Regions from separate parts of the Homo sapiens genome. Here region 1 is linked to region 2. A link is an interaction called in ENCODE POLR2A ChIA-PET data of the cell type or tissue named here. Cell type or tissue: B cell. All regions are shown on one strand. Each heading gives the region's core, and the rest is flanking DNA. Links, peaks and the distances in the headings are about the cores only. Region 1 overlaps AKAP8 (A-kinase anchoring protein 8). Region 2 overlaps BRD4 (bromodomain containing 4).

Region 1 (5,367 bases), core at 111-5,110, 55 kb after region 2:
CGCACTGATTAATCAAGCAGCGCCACATCCCCAGAGTCCCCAGGCAAGCACTGACTCATTAGAAATCCCAGTTGTCATGTTCCTGAGCTTGATGCATTCCAGTGTCCCTCAACTGTCAAAAGACTCAGAAATGCTAAATGCTGCACTCTGGATTCAACTCCCTGCTCCTGGGGTTCATCTTCCCTTTTGAAAGCTTTTCCTGTCTGTGGTACTTGCAAGCACAAACCTTGAGGTATTTTTCCAGCATCTTCACTATATGTCTGTTGTTCAAAACACTCTTAGCCACATGGAGACTGGTTTTCTTGAACTGTTCAGCAGCCAACTGCAAAGGGAACCAAATGTGAGCTCTTAAAAATGGCAAAGATTAAGGAAGAGAATAAACCAGCCAGGCTCTGCCGAGTCATCCTGAGATCAGCCCTATGCAGAGAAGCGAATCTCAAAACGCCAGCCTCCAAGAATAGAAGGCTCCAGAGACTGTGCAACCAAGACTAACAAACTGGAAAAGCTAGGCAATCTTAAGAGATAAATGCAAAGATGCACCACTGATACCCATGTAGCACATGCAGAATTGGGGGTGAAACAAGAGCATTTACAAATGAAAGGCTGTGTGGACTCAGTGGAGGAAAAGGACAAGCTCTTTCTTTTCAGTTTTTGGGGTTACATTGATTTCATAAGTTCAACAACAAAAGTATGAATATGCTGGGTGTGGCAGCTCATGCCTGTAATCCTAGCACGTTGGGAGGCTGAGGCATGTGGATCACTTGAGGCCAGGAGTTCGAGACAAGCCTGGCCATCATGGTGAAACCCTGTCTACAAAATATAAAAATTAGCTGGGTGTGGTGGTGCACACCCGTAATCCCAGCTACTCAGGAGACTGAGGCATGAGAATTTGGGAGATGGAGGTTGCAATCAGCTGAGATTGTACCACTGCATTCCAGCCTGGGCAATGGAGTGAGACTCTGTCTCAAAAAATAAAATTAAAAACAAAAACAAAAACAAAAAACAAACACACAACCATGACTGCACCAAGTCTCTGTTTTAGAGCCTGACTTGTTTGCACAATGGTCCCTTGTTTGTATACTGCTTTTCAGCTGATCTTTAACAGTACTGGGGCTGGGTGCAGTGGCTCACACCTGTAATCCCAGCACTCTGGGAGGCTGAGGCGGGTGGATCACCTGAGGTCAGGAGTTCAAGACCAGCCTGGCCAACATGGTGAAACCCCGTCTCTATTAAAAATACAAAAAATTAGCCGGGCATTGTGGTGGGCGCCTGTAATCCCAGCTACTTAGGAGGCTGAGGCTGGAGAATTGCTTGAACCTGGGAGGCAGAAGTTGCAGTGAACTGAGATCGTGCCACTGCACTCCAGCCTGGGCAACAAGAGTGAAACTCCGTAAAAAAAAAACAAAAAAACAAAAACGTAAACCAAAAAACCAAAACCAAAACCAAAACCAAAACACAGTACTGTGAGATGGGTGAGCAGCTCTTGACCTCCCCATTTAATAGCTGAGTAAACTAAGGAGAGAGCTGCTAACCCAGGGCCAGAAAGTGACAGGCTGCAGAGCAAACGCAGCCACAGGCACTCTTCACTGTCTGCTTTTCTGCACTGACAGCAGGTAGAGCTGTTGCTGGATAGGGCCTCTATGGTCTGCAATGCTAAAAATACTCATGATCTGACTCTTTACAAAATAAGGTATTTTTCCAGCATCTTCAACACTTGACCCCTGGGCTCAACATTTAGCCTGAAGCCCCAGCAGCTAGGTAAGGACAGAACCAGTCCTTTAGTCCAAGTCCCCTGGGCCACTCAGCTTTCAATGGCCCTTCGGTCTCAGCTTATGGAAGCCCCCAGGCCTTCCGCTAGTGGGAAAACTGACCAACGTGGAAACACTATCAGGAGAATCTCAGCTACTGCATTTAATCGAGTCTAAGCAACACATTTTCTCACATTTTTATAAAAATTGAGACGAATCTTACGACCCATCGATGGAAGTGATAGACTTGAAACATAGCAAGAACCCCTAAAGATGTTGTTATTCCCCATAAGACACAGCAGGCTCTGAGCCGCAGCCCTGCAATGAGCACCCCAGGCAGTGTGGGGAGGAAGACTCACCCTGCGGTTGTGATTGTGGTCCACGGAGTGCAGGTGCCGCTGGAGGAGCTGCGGCTGTGCAGGAATTAGCATGTCGCAGGCCAGGCAGTGAGCAGCCTCGATCTTCTTGAAGAAGTGCTCCTGGCCAATCCCTGCCAGGAAACGCATGTCTTGTAGGATCTGGGACAGCAAGTGATGCTTTCCTCCTACTCCCCATCTGGGCCCACGTTTTCTCCCTGCAACTCTAAGGAATCAGAAGGGCACAGCCTGCCTTTCTATGGGGAGTATGGGTCAGCACATCGGCCTCTATAGCTGTGAATTCTGCACTTTTCAGCTTTTCTGTTCCTCCTGGTTGTTTCTTTTCAAACCAAGGAGGAAAAGATATGAAAGTGCTTAATGTCACTGATATAAGCTGCAATCTATGCAAGGCCACATCCGAAGGTTTCTTTCCATTGCTGCTGAGCGCTCTTCCCACGGGTCTCGTCATCACCTTCTCAGCCAACTTGGGCTGGCTTCATGCCACTTTTTTTTTTTTTTTTTTTGAGACAGAGTCTTGCTCTGTCGCCTAGGCTGGAGTGCAGTGGTGCAATCTTGGCTCACTGCAAGCTCTGACTCCCAGGTTGACACCATTCTCCTGCCTCAGCCTCCCAAGTAGCTGGGACTACAGGTGCCCGCCACCACGCCCGGCTAATTTTTTGTATTTTTTTAGTAGAGACGGGGTTTCACCGTGTCAGACAGGATGGCCTTGATCTCCTGACCTCATGATCCGCCTGCCTCAGCCTCCCAAAGTGCTGGGATTACAGGTGTGAGCCACCGTGCCCGGCCTCGTGCCACGTTTTACGGGTCCTGTCACATGCCTTACTACCATCCAGGAAAGCACTCATCCTGGGATGACAACTCACCTTTGAAAGGATCTGGTTTTGGTTTTGCGGTTTCTTTCTCCATCAATTCCTGACGCCGCTTCTCAATTTTCTTATTTCTGTTTACAATGTATTCCTAGGTGGGATTGGAGAGGGCATAAAGTAAAATGAGAGGTGGGCGCATGTGGGCATTTCTCAACTGCCAGGGCTAGGCAGGCAGCTATCAGAGCAGCTGCGTGGGGCAGCACAGCACGATGGCTGGAGCTCCCGGTTGTCCCTGTGACTCAGGGACTTACACAGCTACTCTATCTGGGAAAGGAAACCTTGGCCAAGTATAGCCTCTGATTTCCCTTCCTCCTTCAAGGGATCCGGCACCTGCGGGATGGGCAAGAGACGCGGTGACGGGGCCCAGGTTTCCTTTACCTGGAGGAACTCCACGGTCTTGTCGGGCAGCTTGGTGCTTATGAACCGCAGGGTCTCTTTGTGAAATTTGCTTTGCAGATGCTTCTGGATCTCTTCGTCATCAAAGCTACGGAACTTGCATACAGAACAGGCAAACTGAATTCTGTAGAAGGAAAACAAGGAGGGGAGTGAAGCAGGGAGCATCAGCGAGTGAAGCAGGGGGCATCAGCTCACCTCTGAGGAGAGCTGAAATAGAAACAGGATTTTCAGCTCTCCCCCTCCCCCTCTCCCTCTCCCCACGGTCTCCCTCTGATGCCGAGCCGAAGCTGGACGGTACTGCTGCCATCTCGGCTCACTGCAACCTCCCTGCCTGATTCTCCTGCCTCAGCCTGCCTACTGCCTGCGATTGCAGGCGCGCGCCGCCACGCCTGACTGGTTTTCGTATTTTTTTGGTGGAGACGGGGTTTCGCTGTGTTGGCCGGGCTGGTCTCCAGCTCCTAACCGCGAGTGATCCGCCAGCCTCGGCCTCCCGAGGTGCCGGGATTGCAGACGGAGTCTCGTTCACTCAGTGCTCAATGGTGCCCAGGCTGGAGTGCAGTGGCGTGATCTCGGCTCGCTACAACCTCCACCTCCCAGCCGCCTGCCTTGGCCTCCCAAAGTGCCGAGATTGCAGCCTCTGCCCGGCCGCCACCCCGTCTGGGAAGTGAGGAGCGTCTCCGCCTGGCCGCCCATCGTCTGGGATGTGAGGAGCCCCTCTGCCTGGCTGCCCAGTCTGGAAAGTGAGGAGCGTCTCTGCCCGGCCGCCATCCCATCTAGGAAGTGAGGAGCGCCTCTTCCCGGCCGCCATCACATCTGGGAAGTGAGGAGCGTCTCTGCCCAGCCGCCCATTGTCTGAGATGTGGGGAGCACCTCTGCCCTGCCGCCCCGTCCGGGATGTGAGGAGCGTCTCTGCCTGGCCGCCCTGTCTGAGAAGTGAGGAGACCCTCTGCCTGGCAACCGCCCCGTCTGAGAAGTGAGGAGCCCCTCCGCCCGGCAGCCGCCCCGTCTGAGAAGTAAGGAGCCCCTCCGCCCAGCAGCCACCCCGTCTGGGAAGTGAGGAGCGTCTCCGCCCGGCAGCCACCTTGTCCGGGAGGGAGGTGGGGGGATCAGCCCCCCGCCCGGCCAGCCGCCCCGTCTGGGAGGTGAGGGGCGCCTCTGCCCAGCCGCCCCTACTGGGAAGTGAGGAGACCCTCTGCCCGGCCAGCCGCTCCGTCCGGGAGGGAGGTGGGGGGGGGTCAGCCCCCCGCCCGGCCAGCCGCCCCGTCCGGGAAGTGAGGGGCGCCTCTGCCCGGCCGCCCCTACTGGGAAGTGAGGAGCCCCCCTGCCCGGCCAGCCGCCCCGTCCGGGAGGGAGGTGGGGGGGGTCAGCCCCCCGCCCGGCCAGCCGCACCGTCCGGGAGGGAGGTGGGGGGGTCAGCCCCCTCGCCCAGCCAGCCGCCCCGTCCAGGAGGTGAGGGGCGCCTCTGCCCGGCCGCCCCTACTGGGAAGTGAGGAGCCCCTCTGCCCAGCCACCACCCTGTCTGGGAGGTGTACCCAACAGCTCATTGAGAACGGGCCATGATGACAATGGCGGTTTTGTGGAATAGAAAGGCGGGAAAGGTGGGGAAAAGATTGAGAAATCGGATGGTTGCTGTGTCTGTGTAGAAAGAGGTAGACGTGGGAGACTTTTCATTTTGTTCTATACTAAGAAAAATTCTTCTGCCTTGGGATCCTGTTGATCTGTGACCTTACCCCCAACCCTGTGCTCTCTGAAACATGTGCTGTGTCCACTCAGGGTTAAATGGATTAAGGGCGGTGCAAGATGTGCTTTGTTAAACAGATGCTTGAAGGCAGCATGCCAAGAGTCGTCACCACTCCCTAATCTCAAGTACCCAGGGACACAAACACTGCCAAATCTCCCTCTGCGAGAAACACCCAAGAATGATCAATAAAAATAAATAAATAAATAAATAAATAAATAAATAAATAAATTGGCAGTGGG
Region 2 (5,367 bases), core at 56-5,055:
CAGTGTGTGCTGGCAATAACTAAACAAGCTTTTCTGCCCAAGGAGGCTGAGCTCACTCAGTGCCTCGAGGCTCCCCACCATAGTTACAAGTGCTGGCCTAACCAAGCTGTGCCTGGAATCAGCCTTGTCACTGTGCCGGGGGAGTAGGAAACAGTTAAAACACATTTTTATGCTTTCATTTCTATAATAAATGCATCAGATATCACATGAAATCAGCTCTAGGACTGACTGAGCACCTGCCTGCTATACATTTTCCAGGCCGCCAGTGCCCTGCCAGGGGATGTGCTGAGCAGCCAAACCCAGCCTGGCCATGATGCTTGTAGTAAGCTGGCAGACAATGTACGAGCAACAACTTTCCCAGTTAAGCGCCAACTTTCCCTGAGTGTCCACATGCTTAGGGAAGAAGGTTGGACTTAAACCAACAAGCAATTACTGAATGCTTACTGAGACATGGGGCTCAATGTGTCTGTATGCTGTATTCCGACCTCACAAGAACCTCGCACAGGGCAGGGATTAGGGTCTCAGTTTTGCAGCCAAGGAAGCTGATGCGAGAAGAAATCGGTAATTCATCTAAGGTCACACCTGACTCCTCACCTTATACCCCCAAAAAATCATTTCCTGATGGATCAAGGGCATGAATTGGAAGGGCAAAACCTTACAACTTCCAGAAGAAAATATAAAATATATTTCACTTCAGGATAGTGTTCTTCCCACCAACCGTAAAACAAAGATTCATAAATTCACCTACATTAAAATTAAGACCATCTTTTTTTTTTTTTTTTTTTTGAGACGGAGTTGTTGCCCAGGCTGGAGTGCAATGGCGCGATCTCAGCACACCACAACCTCCACCTCCTGGGTTCAAGCGATTCTCCCGCCTCAGCCTCCCGAGTAGCTGGGATTTCTCCCACCTCAGCCTCCCAAGTAGCCAGGCAGGAGCCACCACGCCTGGCTAATTTTGTATTTTTAGTAGGGACAGGGTTTCTCCATGTTAGTCAGGCTGGTCTCAAACTCCTGACCTCAGGTGATCCACCTGCCTTGGCTACCCAAGTGCTGGGATTACAGGCATGAGCCACAGCACCCAGCCTGAAATGTTATTTCTTAATAATAAGACTTGAAAGGTGAAACTGATCCATGGGCTGCTGTATGGATGTTTTAGCAGGCACGAAAACATTCACCTCCTTGTGCATGTCCATCAGAGGTCTTGGGTGACAAGGTGCATCACCAATGAGTTGTAATATTTTGAAAAATATTTTTTCTAAGCAGTAGGTCTCAACAGCGGGCTTAAAATATTCTGCAAATGATGCTGTAAACAGATGTGCTGTCACCCAGACTTTGTTTTTCCCTTTACAGAGCACAGGCAGAGTAGATTTAGCATAATTTAGATTTACCATAATTCTTAAGGTCCTTGGATATTCAGAATGGCTAATGAGCAGTAGCTTCAACTTAAAGTCATCAGCTACAGTAGCCCCTAATGAGAGGCAGCCTGTCCTTTGAAGCCAAGTATTGATTTTTCTACAGCTATAAAAGCCTAGATGGCATTTTCTTCCAATAAACTATTTTGTCTACACTAAAATGTTTACTGTAGCCACCTTTATCAATTATCTTAGCTAGATCTGGATAACTTGCTACAGTTTTTCCATCAGCACTTGCTGCTTCACCTTGCACTTTTATGTTTTGGAGATGGCTTCTTTCCTTAAACCTCATGAACCAACCTCTGCTGGCTTCAAACTTTTCTTCTGCAGCTTTCTCACCTCTTTCAGCCTCCAAAGAATTGAATAGAGTTACTACGGCCTTGCTAGATTAGGCTTTGGCTTAAGGGAATATTGCAGCTGACCTGATCTATCCAGACCACTACAACTTTCTCCATGTCAGCAATAAGGTTGTTTCACTTTCTTATCACTCAGGCATTCACTGGAGTCACACTTTTAATTTCCTTCGAGAACTCCTTTGCATTCACAATCTGGCTAACTCTCTGGCTTAAGCAGCCTAGCTTTTGGCTTTCAAAATATGTTATTGGCCTTTTAGCGTTGTTAAAGGGTATTGCTCTGTCATCCAGGCTGGAGTGCAGTGGCATGATCACAGCTCGCTGCAGCCTCAACCTCCTAGGCTCAAGCAATCCTCCCATCTCAGCCTCCCAAGTAGCTGGGACCACAGGCGTGTGCCACCATGCCTGGCTACTTTTTCCATTTTTTTTATGAAGACGAGGCCTCACTATGTTGCCCAGGCTGGTCTCAAACTCTTGTCCTCAAGCGATCCTCCCACCTACGCCTGCCAAAAAATGCTAGGATTACAGGCATGAACCCCACGCCTGGCCATTTTTAGCTTCTGACTTGGTGTGAGAGACGCGAGACCCTTCCTTTCATCTGAACACTTTAAAGGCTATTATAGGGTTATTAACCGGCCTAATTTTAAGACAGTTGTGTCTCAAGGAATAGAGAGGTCTGAGGAGAGGAAAAGAGATGGGAAATAGTCAGTAGCTGGAGCAGTCAGAACACAAACATTTATAGACTGAATTCACCTTCTTAGATGGACATGGTTTGTGGTTCCCCAAAACTATGATAATGACACCCAAAATCACTGATCACGAATCATAACAGATATAATAGTCTGAAACGTTGGTCACATTACCAAAATGTGACACAGAGATGAAGTGAGCACACGCTGTTGGAAAAATGGCACTGATAAAAGACTTGCTCAATGCAGGGTCACCACAAATTCTCAATTTGTAAATAAAAAAACCGCAATTATCTGCAAAGCACAATAAAACGAGGTATACCTATACATGCAACAAACACAAAACCGGTAAACTCAAAATTCAGGATGGGCAAGGAAATGAAGTAGGGAAAGGAACACACACAGGAAGCAGAGGTGACTGAACTGGTCAGGCCAAGTCTCCTCAAGTTGAGTGACACAAATCAGAATCACTCAAAATTGAAAGGCTAACCAAAACACTGCACCGTCAATCACCTACAGCACCTTCAGTGAAGTAAGAGCGCTGCAGGGTGGGTAGGAGCAATTCCCTCTGCTGTGCTTGACCCTCATCAGTAACAAGCAGAGCTAACTCTGACAGGTGGATGGAGTGCTTCTGCTACCCAATCTCACTGACAGGGAAACAGGATCAAAGATTAAGCAACCTGCTCCAGATCACTGCCAATGTCTCCAAATTCCAGTGGGTGAATGTCCATTTTGAGCTTCAGTACCACTAGTCACAGTGGTACTCATCTGTGCACCTGCTTAGGTAGTATATTCCATTTTCAGCAAGTTCTAATTGCCCATATAAAACACATCAGAGGTACAGAGATCTTTAAGCACAAAATGCAACACTGAGTCTATCTCATGCCCTTTCCAGGACAAGACAATGCCAAAAAGGAAAAAAGCCTGGGCGCGGAAGTGAGCACCTATAGTCCCAACTACTTGAGAGGCTGAGGAGGGAAGAGGATGTCCTGAGCCCAGGAGTTCTGGGCTATATTGCATGGTGCCAATCAGGTGGCCGCACTACGTTTGGCATCAGTGTGGTGACCTCCAAGGAGTGGGTACTACCAGATTGCCTAAGAAGGGGTGAACCAGCCCAGGTCGGCCAGATGTGGTGGCTCACACTTGTAATCCCAGCATTTTGGGAGGCCCTGGCGGGCGGATCGCTTGAGGCCGGGAGTTCGAGACCAGCCTGGCCAACAAGGCAAAACCCCAACTATATTAAAATACAAACATTAACTGGGCATGGTGGCGGGCATCTGTAATCTCAGCTACTCAGGAGGCTGTGGCACAAGAACTGCTTGAACCCGGGAAACAGGCTGCAGTGAGCCAAGACTGTGCCACTGCACTCCAGCCTGCACAAAAGAGTGAGTGAGACTCCGTCTCAAAAAAAAAAAAAAAAAAAAAGTTGCGGGGCCGGGGGGGGGGGGGGGGGTGGGTCGCGTAGTGAAGAAAAAAAAGAAAGGGGGCAAGTCAAAACTCCCATACCTATCAGCAGTGGGGTCATGCATGTGACTCACCACTGTACTCCAGCCTGGGCAACACAGTGGAGACCTCGTCTCTTAAAACGGTAGGTTGGCTGGGCGCGGTGGCTCACCCCTGTAATCCCAGCACTTTGGGAGGCCCAGGCGGGTGAATTACGATGTCAGGAGTTCGAGAGCAGACTGGCCAATGTGGTGAAACCCTGTCTCTACTAAAAATACAAAAATTAGCTGGGTGTGGTGGCGTGCACCTGTAGTCCCAGCTACTCAGGAGGCTGAGGCAGAACAATCGCTTGAACCCAGGAAGCGGACGTTGCAGTGAGCCAAGATTGCGCCACTGCACTCCCGCCTGGGCAACAGAGCGAGAGTCTACCTAAAAAAAAAAAAAAGTAATAGTATAAGCTGTGACACTGGATGAAGAAAGTGGCAAAAATAAAAATTTGTAAGAAAAAAATTGAGGACATAAATTTTTAAAAAGGGGGCAAAAAACATAAGCTGAAACTCCTTAAACTTTAAACATCTGGGCTGGGCGCGGTGGCTCAAACTTGTAATACCAGCACTTTGGGAGGCCGAGGCGGGAGGATCACGAGGTCAGGAGTTTGAAACCAGCCTGCCCAGCATGGTGAAACCCCGTCTCTACTAAAAATACAAAAAATTAGCCGGGCATGGTGGCACACGACTGTAGCCCCAGCTACTTGGGAGCCTGAGGCAGGAGAATTGCTTCAACCCAGCAGGTGAAGGTTGCAGTGAGCCAAGATTGCACCACTGCACTCCAGCCTGGGAGACAGAGCAAGACTCCATCTCAACAAACAAACAAACAAACAAACAAAAATAAAAACTTTAGGGCCGGGTGCGGTGGCTCACACCTGTAATCCCAGCACTTTGGGAGGCTGAGGCGAGCAGATCACAAGGTCAGATCAAGACCATCCTGGCTAACACGGCGAAACCCCATCTCTACTAAAAATACAAAAAATTAGCCAGGCGTGGTGGTGGGCGCCTGTAATCCCAGCTACTCGGGAGGCTGAGGCAGGAGAATGGCATGAACCCAGGAGGTGGAGCTTGCAGTGAGCAGAGCAGAGATTGTGCCACTGTACTCCAGCCTGGGCGACAGAGCAAGACTCCACCTCCAAAAAAAAAAAAAAAAAACCAACAAACTGTCAATCTCTGGTAGGTTTAAAAGGAATCTTTGCTATCATCTAAAAGACAAACAACAATTGTCGGCAAAGATGTGGAGAAACTGGAACCCTCATATGTCCAGCAATGTAAAATGGGGCAGCCACTGTAAAACAGTCTGGCAGTTCCTCCAAAAGGTTAAAACATAAATAATGAATGTCCCAGAAATTCCTCCCCTACGCATATGCCAAGAGAAAGGGAAACATTTCTACATAAAAAGTGTGTGTGGGCACTCACAGAG

Evidence for each region. ChIA-PET counts read pairs that join two places held together with the same protein. Peaks named below come from ENCODE experiments on the same cell type or tissue, not always from the same donor. Only the 100,000 strongest peaks of a DNase experiment are listed, where the experiment ranks them.
Region 1: POLR2A ChIA-PET joins it to region 2 with 8 read pairs; 18 of 35 experiments call an interaction of 5 or more read pairs at or near these places.

What each region holds. Positions count from the first base shown.
Region 1 is chr19:15,358,741-15,364,107 of GRCh38, forward strand. AKAP8 (A-kinase anchoring protein 8) reads right to left here. Exons shown (of 14, transcript NM_005858.4): 10 at 3,370-3,511; 11 at 2,989-3,082; 12 at 2,108-2,238; 13 at 227-322. It overlaps LOC124904643 (a long non-coding RNA gene), which reads left to right. Exons shown (of 4, transcript XR_007067146.1): 4 at 3,311-3,394. Among named protein-coding and RNA genes, the nearest start is that of AKAP8, 18 kb to the right of the region's middle. RefSeq lists an enhancer at 1,318-1,457. In B cell, for the core only: no CTCF peak of the experiment used is centred there; no DNase peak of the experiment used is centred there.
Region 2 is chr19:15,304,258-15,309,624 of GRCh38, forward strand. The region is part of intron 1 of BRD4 (bromodomain containing 4); the gene reads right to left. Among named protein-coding and RNA genes, the nearest start is that of BRD4, 26 kb to the right of the region's middle. In B cell, for the core only: no CTCF peak of the experiment used is centred there; no DNase peak of the experiment used is centred there; H3K27ac peaks cover 1,558 bases.